Regions from separate parts of the Homo sapiens genome. Here region 1 is linked to region 2. A link is an interaction called in ENCODE POLR2A ChIA-PET data of the cell type or tissue named here. Cell type or tissue: Panc1. All regions are shown on one strand. Each heading gives the region's core, and the rest is flanking DNA. Links, peaks and the distances in the headings are about the cores only. Region 1 has its middle 40 kb from the start of MIR1915. Region 2 has its middle 12 kb from the start of MIR1915HG.

Evidence for each region. Peaks named below come from ENCODE experiments on the same cell type or tissue, not always from the same donor. Only the 100,000 strongest peaks of a DNase experiment are listed, where the experiment ranks them.
Region 1: POLR2A ChIA-PET joins it to region 2 with 5 read pairs; 6 of 35 experiments call an interaction of 5 or more read pairs at or near these places.

Annotation. Positions count from the first base shown.
Region 1 is chr10:21,454,711-21,459,094 of GRCh38, forward strand. No RefSeq gene overlaps it. Among named protein-coding and RNA genes, the nearest start is that of MIR1915, 40 kb to the right of the region's middle. In Panc1, for the core only: no CTCF peak of the experiment used is centred there; no DNase peak of the experiment used is centred there; H3K27ac peaks cover 227 bases.
Region 2 is chr10:21,506,837-21,511,220 of GRCh38, forward strand. No RefSeq gene overlaps it. Among named protein-coding and RNA genes, the nearest start is that of MIR1915HG, 12 kb to the left of the region's middle. In Panc1, for the core only: no CTCF peak of the experiment used is centred there; no DNase peak of the experiment used is centred there; H3K4me3 peaks cover 572 bases; H3K27ac peaks cover 2,849 bases.

The DNA of each region.
Region 1 (4,384 bases), core at 282-4,281, 52 kb before region 2:
TTATGGTTCTTCTCTTCAGAAGCTAATAGAGTCAGATGTTAGCCTAAAAGGTTGAAAATCCTACAGTGGGATTTTTTTTCCAACAGATAAAAGTGGCTTCTGGAAAGCAGCATAAATACTGTCTACAGTAAGCCATAAGCACTAATAATTTGGCTATAAGTGCTCAATCAAAGGGAGATGAACATGTTAAATGTTATTAAAAAAATGGACAGCATATTATCTTGAAAGCCACAGTGAAATAGTAGCGTAAGTGACAAGCATTGCTTTCAGTGCTGTTTTAAGTTGGACGGTGGTTGAGGGGGTTTGCCAGGCCACCCTTCCATATAGTCAAATCACATTCAGTGGCTCAAATATAAAATGGATTGGATTTCCCATTGTAGTTTTATTTTCCCCAAGACTGTTAAATTCCTTTTTTCCCTAAATTGTTCATTCTTCACAGGCCAATTCTGTTTGAAAGACCAGCTTTGCTAATTGTACAAGATAGGCAAGTAAGCAAGAGACTCAATTTCACTCTTTTCTGTTTTTTGAGACAGGTTCTTGCTCTCTTACCCAGGCTGGAGTGCAGTGGCACAATCACAGCTCACTGTGGTCTGGACCTCCTGAGCTCAAGCGATCCTCCCACCTCAGCCTCCCCAGTGGCTGGGATTACAGGTACACACCACCATGCCCGGCGGATGTTTGTGTTTTTTGTAGAGACAGGGATTCACTGTTGCCCAGGCTGGTCTCAAACTCCTGGGCTCAAGCAATCCACCTGCCTCAGCCTCCTAAAGTGCTGGGATTACAGGCATGGGCCACTATGCCCAGCTGATTTTACCACTTTTGACATTGTTAAAATTTAATTTGGCAGAGAAGGGTGTGTTTGGGTTTTTTTCAATAGGGTATTTCCAGTGAAAAGCTTTTTGCATTTTTGTTCCCTTTTTAAAAACCAGGAACATTAGAAGTTTCCTCTTCTTTAGGGATATTCCTTAAAATAATTGGATTTAATAAATTACTGGGAACAAAAAGAGAGAAACAGCAATTTTTCACCTTCTTTGAGAATGAAAGAAACAAAGAAAAGAAAAAAAAAGAAATAGCAATTTGAAAATAAAATGCCTGAGGTATAACACTCAGACAAACATATTGCTCCTTTATAATAAAAGAGATTTCCACAGAACAGGTGTGTTGGTTGTCAGAAAGGCAACAATCAGTTACTGGTTTAATTCGGGAGATGATTAAAACATTCATATGCACAGGAATGGCACCGTTACCAAGTTCTTCCATGGATGACTTTGGGCAAAGCGACCAATGAATCACAGCCTCCCGGAAGGACAGACAGCTCCAGAGGAGTCCTGTCTCTATATGGGTGGAAGTGTTCCAGGTATCGGCTGGTGTTAGAGGAGGAATCCAAATCAGACTTCCTAAATATGTTCAGAATGTTGTGCAAGCATATTTATTGATGTGAAAGAAATTTGCGAATTGGCAGTGTTCAATTTCTTTTTTCTTTTTTTTTCTTTTCTTCAAATAGGGTCTTACTCTGTTGCCCAGGCTGGAGTGCACTTCACCATCACAGCTCAGCCTTGAACTCCTGGGCACGCGGGATCCTCTCGCCTCAGCCTGTCATGCAGCTGGGACCACAGGCATGCACCACCCTACCCAGCTTATTTTTTTTATTTTTGTAGAGATGAGTTCTCACTATTTTGCCCAGGCTGGTCTTGAACTTTTAGGCTCAAGCAATCCTCCCACCGCAGCCTTCCAAAGTGTTGGGATTATAGGCATTAGCCACTGCACCTGGCCCAATTTCTTAACAGAAAACAAATCTGAAGCAAATAAGGTATAGATAGATTGATAGATTATAAATCTACATTAGTCCAGTACCAACAGGAAACAGATGCCATGCTCAAACTGGATAATTAAATATTGTTAAATGAAGAGATAATTTATAAAGGTGTTATATTAGTTTACTAGGATTGTCATAACAAAATACTACAGAGTGGATGGCTTAAACAATAGAAATTTCTTTTCTCAGAGTTCTGGAGGCTAGCAAGCCAAAATCAAAGTGTCAGCATGGTTCATCTCTTCTGGGGGTGTAAGGGAAAGACCAGGTCCACGCCTCTGTCCTTGACTCATAGATGGCCATCTCCTCCTGGTGTCTTCACACTGTCTTCTTTTACGTGTGTCTATTTCTGAATCCAAATTTATGCTTTTTATACAAATAACACTCTCATTGGATTAGAGTCCACTTTCTTTTATTGTTTGAGGCGGGGTTTCACTCTGTGGCCCATGCTGGAGCTCAGTGGTGAAATTGTAGCTTACTGCAGCTTCAGACTCCTGGGCTCAAGTGATCCTCCCACTTCAGCCTCCTAAGTAGCTGGGACTACAGGTGCACACCACCACATCTGGCCAGAGCCCACCTTTATGGCCTAATTTTAACCTCATTACCTCTGTAAAGGCCTTTTCTCCAAATAAGGTCACATTTTGAGGTATTGGGGGTTAGGATTTCAACATATTAATTAGGAGAGGGGAACATAATTCAACCCATAACAGGCCAGGAGCAGTGGCTCATGCCTGTAATCCCAGCACTTTGGGAGGCCAACGCAGGAGGATCACTTGAGGCCAGGAGTTCAAGACCAGCCTGGGCAACATGGTGAAAACCTGTCTCTACTAAAAATACAAAAATTAGCCTGGCATGGTGGCGCACGCCTGTAATCCCAGCTACTTGGGAGACTAAGGCAGGAGAATAGCGTCAACGTAAGAAGTGGAGGCTGCAGTGAGCCGAGATTGCACCACTGCACTCCAGCCTGGGCGACAGAACGAGACTCTGTCAAAAACAAACAAACAAACAAAAACAGGTGTAGACACTGCTTGAGAAAATCAACAAGGGATAGTACAGTACCCTGGGGCTAATCACAGCAGAAATCTCTTTCCACCCTAGGATGGAAGATGAATGGAGAGCAATATGGAACTTAAACCATCAGAAGATTGCTTGAGCCAAGAAGGTTGAGACTGCAGTGAGCTATGCCACTGCACTCCAGCTTGAGTGGAAGAGCAAGACTGTTTCTTTAAAAAAAAAAACAAAAAAACAAAAAAAAAAACGGCAGGGTGCGGTGGCTCACACCTGTAATCCCAGCACTTTGGGAGGCTGAGGTGGGCAGATCATGAGGTCCAGAGTTCGAGACCAGCCTGGCAAAGATGATGAAATCCCCTCTCTACTAAAAATACAAAAATTAGCCAGGCATGGTGGCGGGTGCCTACTCGGGAGGCTGAGGCAGGAGAATTGCTTGAACCTGGGACACAGAGCTTGCGGTGAGCCGAGATCACGCCATGGCACTCCAGCCTGGGCAACAGAGCGAGACTCCGTCTCAAAAAAAAAAAAAAAAAGGAAAAGATACAAAGGTCTTGTGTTTTGGCTGGTACCCAAATATTCAGGGAAGGGTATCTATGAAGCATTGAGGAATTAACTACCTTCAGAGTTCTCCGTGAAACTCTGATAAAAGTTATTTTTATACCCCAAGTGTCCTGACTACACTAGCAATCAACAATCTTTGCTGAGGCATCTATGCAGAATGTGTGTAAAAATCTTTTATGGAACCTCCCAAAATACCCTTTCCCATAGAGTGCCAGAACACTCAGTGTCCTTTGATGAGATCTAAACACAGCAGAGTTCATTTCTTTGGAATCACCATTATAAGATTTTCTGCGTGACTTCTGCAATGTCATAGCAGGATCTCTCTGTTTTTATATTGGCGAACAGATGTAAAGTTTTAGCTTCAATATAAAGGTTACTGCATAAATTCTGTATGCCTTCGTAAGTCCTGTGACATGGTAAATAAAGTAAAAAACCAGCATCTACACATACGCTATAAAAGTCTCATATCAGTTTTCATCAGCAGATGAAGAGTTACATACCAAACATGTGCAAACATGTAATATTAGAGCTTTCCAACTCAAAAAAATACTAAGCTTTTTCTCAAACTAACAATGATTATATTCCTCTGAGGGCTATGAATATGTAGAGTTTGAAGGTTTTATGTCCAACTATTCTTAAAGTTATTTGAGGGCAGAAAAAGGTCACTGGGATTTTTTTTAAAAATCATTTTATAGAAAAACAGCTGGACTGATTTACTCTAACATCTTCCAGCTATGAAATGGGAAGAAATCTGCCCTGCATAAACCTGAACAGCACGACATTTCAGAAAGAAAGCAAGAAGATTTCTTGGCTGGGCATGGTGGCTCACGCCTGTAATCCCAGCATTTTGGGAGGACGAGGCGGGTGGATCACCTGAGGTCAGGAGTTCTAGACCAGCCTGGCCAACATGGTAAGACCCCGTCTTTACTAAAAATACAAAAATAACCAGGCCTGGTGGCGCATGCCTGTAATCTCAGCTACTTGGGAGGCTGAGGCAGG
Region 2 (4,384 bases), core at 100-4,099:
GTCCAACACAAACGTGTTGATGGTAGTGATTAGATGAATAACTGCATCTTACTGGAAGGCCTCTAGACTGCCTGCTACTATCTCTCCACCTTTTTCTTTCTTGTTTCAGTTATCTACCCTGAAGGAAGATCCAGACAGCAGGAATTAAGGAATCAGGGACACTCTGGCATCCTAGGTACTTGGGTTGTTTCCCATATATTCTTTTTAGACTATATACATACACATCTGTGGGCAGCAATCTCTTCTGATTCTCTTTTGGAATCCCTCCCACCCCCCACATACACACCTCTCTGGCCTTAAACATTTCTTGCAACAAGGGGACAACCACTGCCCTTTCCTGCCCCGCCCCCGCCCCCCACACACACCCGGTTAGGCACCAGTCGCCCCGCAGCCATGGCCGCAGCCGGAAAAGAATAGAGAGCTCGCTGTGCTGCAATCCAAGCCGCTCAGCTCTGGGCGAAGAAGACATCGTGGGAGCTAAGCAGTGGCACAGGATAGGGCTGTTCCCTGACCAATAAAGCATTTATTCAGCTGAGCAAACGTTTTCGGAGCACCCAGCATGGCACTGCTAGGTGCTGCTGTTCGGTCCCAGGAAAATAAAGGGAGATGGCAGTCCGCAAGGCGAATGTGAGAGGAGACCTGTACGGAAGCCATCGACAAGAGTTTCACACTACACGTTTTGGGGTCGTGTTTTTCCAAGCAAACCCGAGTGATCTTTAGGGAAAGCCAAATACACTAGACGAAAACATCCTGTTATGAGAGGCAGGGACGGTGGAAGCACAGCTATCTGAGAGTGCGTTAATCAGTCAGGATAGGGGCTTGGAAGCCCAGGGCTTGAATTTGGTGAATTCGTGCAATTTGGAGCATTTCGACTTAGTATTGATCCCTAAACTCAATTTTGAAAACAGCCTCCATTGCAGAAGTGTGGGTTGTGTTATCCCAGTATTTGCATGCATCGATTGGACTAAAATAAAATGCATCATACTCTCTGCAAAGAAGGAAGAGGCAGGGACAATCACAAGAGGAATAGCAGAAAGTGCATAGTTAATATGGGTTGTACGCGAATCCGTGAAACAAGTGCCTTAAACCCAGGGGGATTTCACGTAATAGCTAATTTGGTGAGAGCTAGCGCGCAAGCAAGCAGAGGGCCATCTTAGAAGGGAAGGAAGATAGCTGAATATAGGCTTTTCCTACTGGAATTAACATTTCCTTGTGATTTGCATTAGCTAATGTCTAAACCCTCACATGCAGCCCACCTAACCCAGGTTTTCTTCTACGCTTGTAGGCTCAGTAAGGAATTGTCTTCCTTCTAACTGCACTGCCAGAGCTCAGGGGCTGCGGAGAGGCGGCTGCTGCTTTTCCCCCGACCCACTGGGTCCTAAGTGCCGGGAAAGGCCGCAGGGCAGATGCTGGGGAGGCGCTCTCCGCTTGTCCTCTCCCGGCCTGCAGGACCCCAACGGGTTCTCTCCTCAAAGTTAATCCGAGGAATCCAGCGCCTGCCTGGTTTTGCCCATACCCTTCTCAGGTCCCAACTGGGAGGAAAGGGAACTGGAGGAGATGGGAAAAGGAGATAGGAATATTTTATCTTAAAGAAGACATTCTTTTTCCTTGTTCAACACACAAAACCAAAACCCCTTCCTCTTATTTCTCCCGTCTTCCGATTCCATTTTAGTTTCTAATGGAGACTGTGTGTGTGTGTGTGTGTGTGTGTGTGTGTGTGTGTGTGTGTGTGTGTAAGAGGGAGAGAGAGGGAGAAAAAGAGAGGGCGAGAGGGGGAAAAGAAACAGGGGGTTAGAGAAAGAAGAGAGAGATGGAGATCCCTTTAAACAAAAGACAAGAGGCCTGAGCTGGGGCCTGGAGCTGTCCCCGGAGCCTGCTCTGCCCCGCAGACCCTGCGGTCTCCAGGCCCGGTAGGCTTTTTCAGGTTCCGCAGGCCTGGCCGAACCGGCCAGATCCCGCGTTCCAAGCGTCTGGAGAACTGGAGACAAAGCCCAAGATCCAATCCCACCGCAGAGCGGCTCAAGCCGGCGCCCGGGACCCGCGGGCCTAGGCGCGACCCCCAGCAGCCTGTGACCGAAGAGGGGAGCCCGGGACCCCTCCGCCTCTCCGCAGCCCTCTCGGGCGGGGTCCCCCAGGCCCGCCCGGTTCCCCCTGCCGCACTCAGCCAGCTGCTTTTGGAGGCCTGCGAGTTCCAAACACGCCTTCCCATTAATTAAAACCTGGAAAGCCTGGCCACTTTCTTCTCAGGCCGAGGCAGCATCTCCAGAGGTCCCCGCGGCACTCTCGGCCGGCAACGGCTCCCGCGCGGGGCCTTGGAGGCCGAGCGGCCATTTACTGCCCTGTGATTGCGCCGAGGACCAGGTTAGCTCATAAAGCCTTTCACACTCAACAATGGGGATTTTCTCAACAATTAACAAGAAACAACATAATAAAGCCATTTACAAAGACCTTGCTATTTACTATAAATTAGGCACTCTTTAAGAGACCAGTGCGTAATTTCACACACTTTACAACTGGGGCTGCATTTTAAACACCCGGGAAAACAAGCTTGTTGCACTTTCCTGTGACCTAGCTGCGGTGCACCTCTGTTTCCCCTCTTCCCCGGTAGCAGCTTTGTTTGCATTGCTGCACTCCAACCTCCCCAACCGAGGGTGGCTTTCCAGGTCACTCTCTCACGTTTCCCGTTTCCAGGCCATCATTCCCCTTGCAGATGCACGGAGAGGTTCCCAGGGATGGGGACCACGCGCCAAACCCAGCCAGCCGGGCCTCATCCCATTCCTCCCACTGTGGGAGTTGCGCCCGGCCCTGCCTGCGCCCCCCGCGCCCTCCCCAACACCCAGGGCCTCTGGTCTTGAACCACTTCCCAGAAGGCGTTCGCGGCCACACTGGCCCAGGGGAAAGCCCCAACCCTTTGCCACTGGCGATCCACACGCGCCTTTTGGAGGCCTTGGCCAGCCCTCCGCCCAATGCGAAGAGCTGGGCCCCATTTGCCTGGGGAGCGGAGATGAGGCCTGGGCGAGAAGGTGAGAAACGGCGAGGCTGCGTGTGCGTGTGCCAGGGTGGGCGATGACTTCGGGACACACAAAAGGAGCGCCAAGTTGAGGGGAGGCGTTCCAGGCCCCGAGGGCCGGCCCCCGCGCGCCCTGCGCCCCCCGCTCGCCCCTGGCCTGGCCCCAAGGCCGACTGGCCGAGAGGCTGCTCGGGAGGTGCCGCGGCGCTGGCCCTGCCGCTCGCCCCGGGGGTCGACATCGTCACCCATTCAGAGGACAGCAAGATCTGGGCGGGAAAACAAAAGTCACAAAGAAATTTGTTTGCCACCATGCAAAATGGCGGCACTTAAACATCTTTCTTGTGGTGGTGGCCCGGCCCAGAGAGCCCGGAGCTGCCCTAGGTTTAGCGCGGTGCGCCCTAGAGCTCGGCGGCCTGGGGCAAGCGAGGGGGAAAGGGACCCTGAAACCCCTGCGGCCCCCAAGCCGGCCCTTAGCCCGCAGCCCATCGCGCGATCAGCCGGCCCCTGCCTTCCTTCCCAGCCCGCCAAGCCCCTAGCCCGCGCCAGCAGCCCCCGGCCACTGACCGCTGTTTACAAACACAGCCTGGGGGTGGGGTGGGCCGGCCGGAGCGCGGGCTGGCGGGGTGGGGGCGGCCGCGCGCCCCGGAGGACGCCACCAGCAGAGAGGAACGAGGAGTTGGTGCGAGAGAGCGGGCTCGGCAGCTGGAAAGGACTGAACGCCTTGTTTTTGAAACTGTCAATTCCCTCAACCCCTATTGTGAGGGCTTCATGCAAAACATCTCAGGCCTTTTAAAGTAGGAGCTTGTGAGGCCGCCACAGTTTGAAAAGAAGCGAGAGAGGAGCGGGGGCCCAGGGCATGGGCGAAGAATGATAGCTGGGCCCCCCTAAGCCCTCCCCACGTACTCTGTTTTTTTTTTTTTTTTTTTTTTTTTTTTTTTGCAAAGGAGGGCATGCCAAACAGGTAAAATGCAGCCCTCCCCCACCTCCTAGATCTGCCCTATGTCCCCATCCCCCAGGCTAGTTTGCAAAATGCCCTTTGGCCTAGGGAGCAAACCAAAACCAAAGCTAGCATCAAAAATAGTTTTTCCTTACAGGGAAGGGGAGAATCCTGGTATGATTGGGGTGACCGGGTGGACTCGCTAAGGTGGATGCCCTGTTCCTCCTTGCCAATTTCCTGAGGTTAGTTGATGGGAAGCATTTTTTTCCCCCTTTCCTAGTTTGGCTCTGGGAACTCCTTTTTACAACCTTCCCAGCAGGAAGTTATTTTTAAGGTGAAGCAAAACTCACCACATTTTCTTTATTTTTTAGATGCTAATGCTTATTAAAAAAAAAAAAAAAAAAACAACTTTACCATGAAGGATTTTTGTTTTTGCT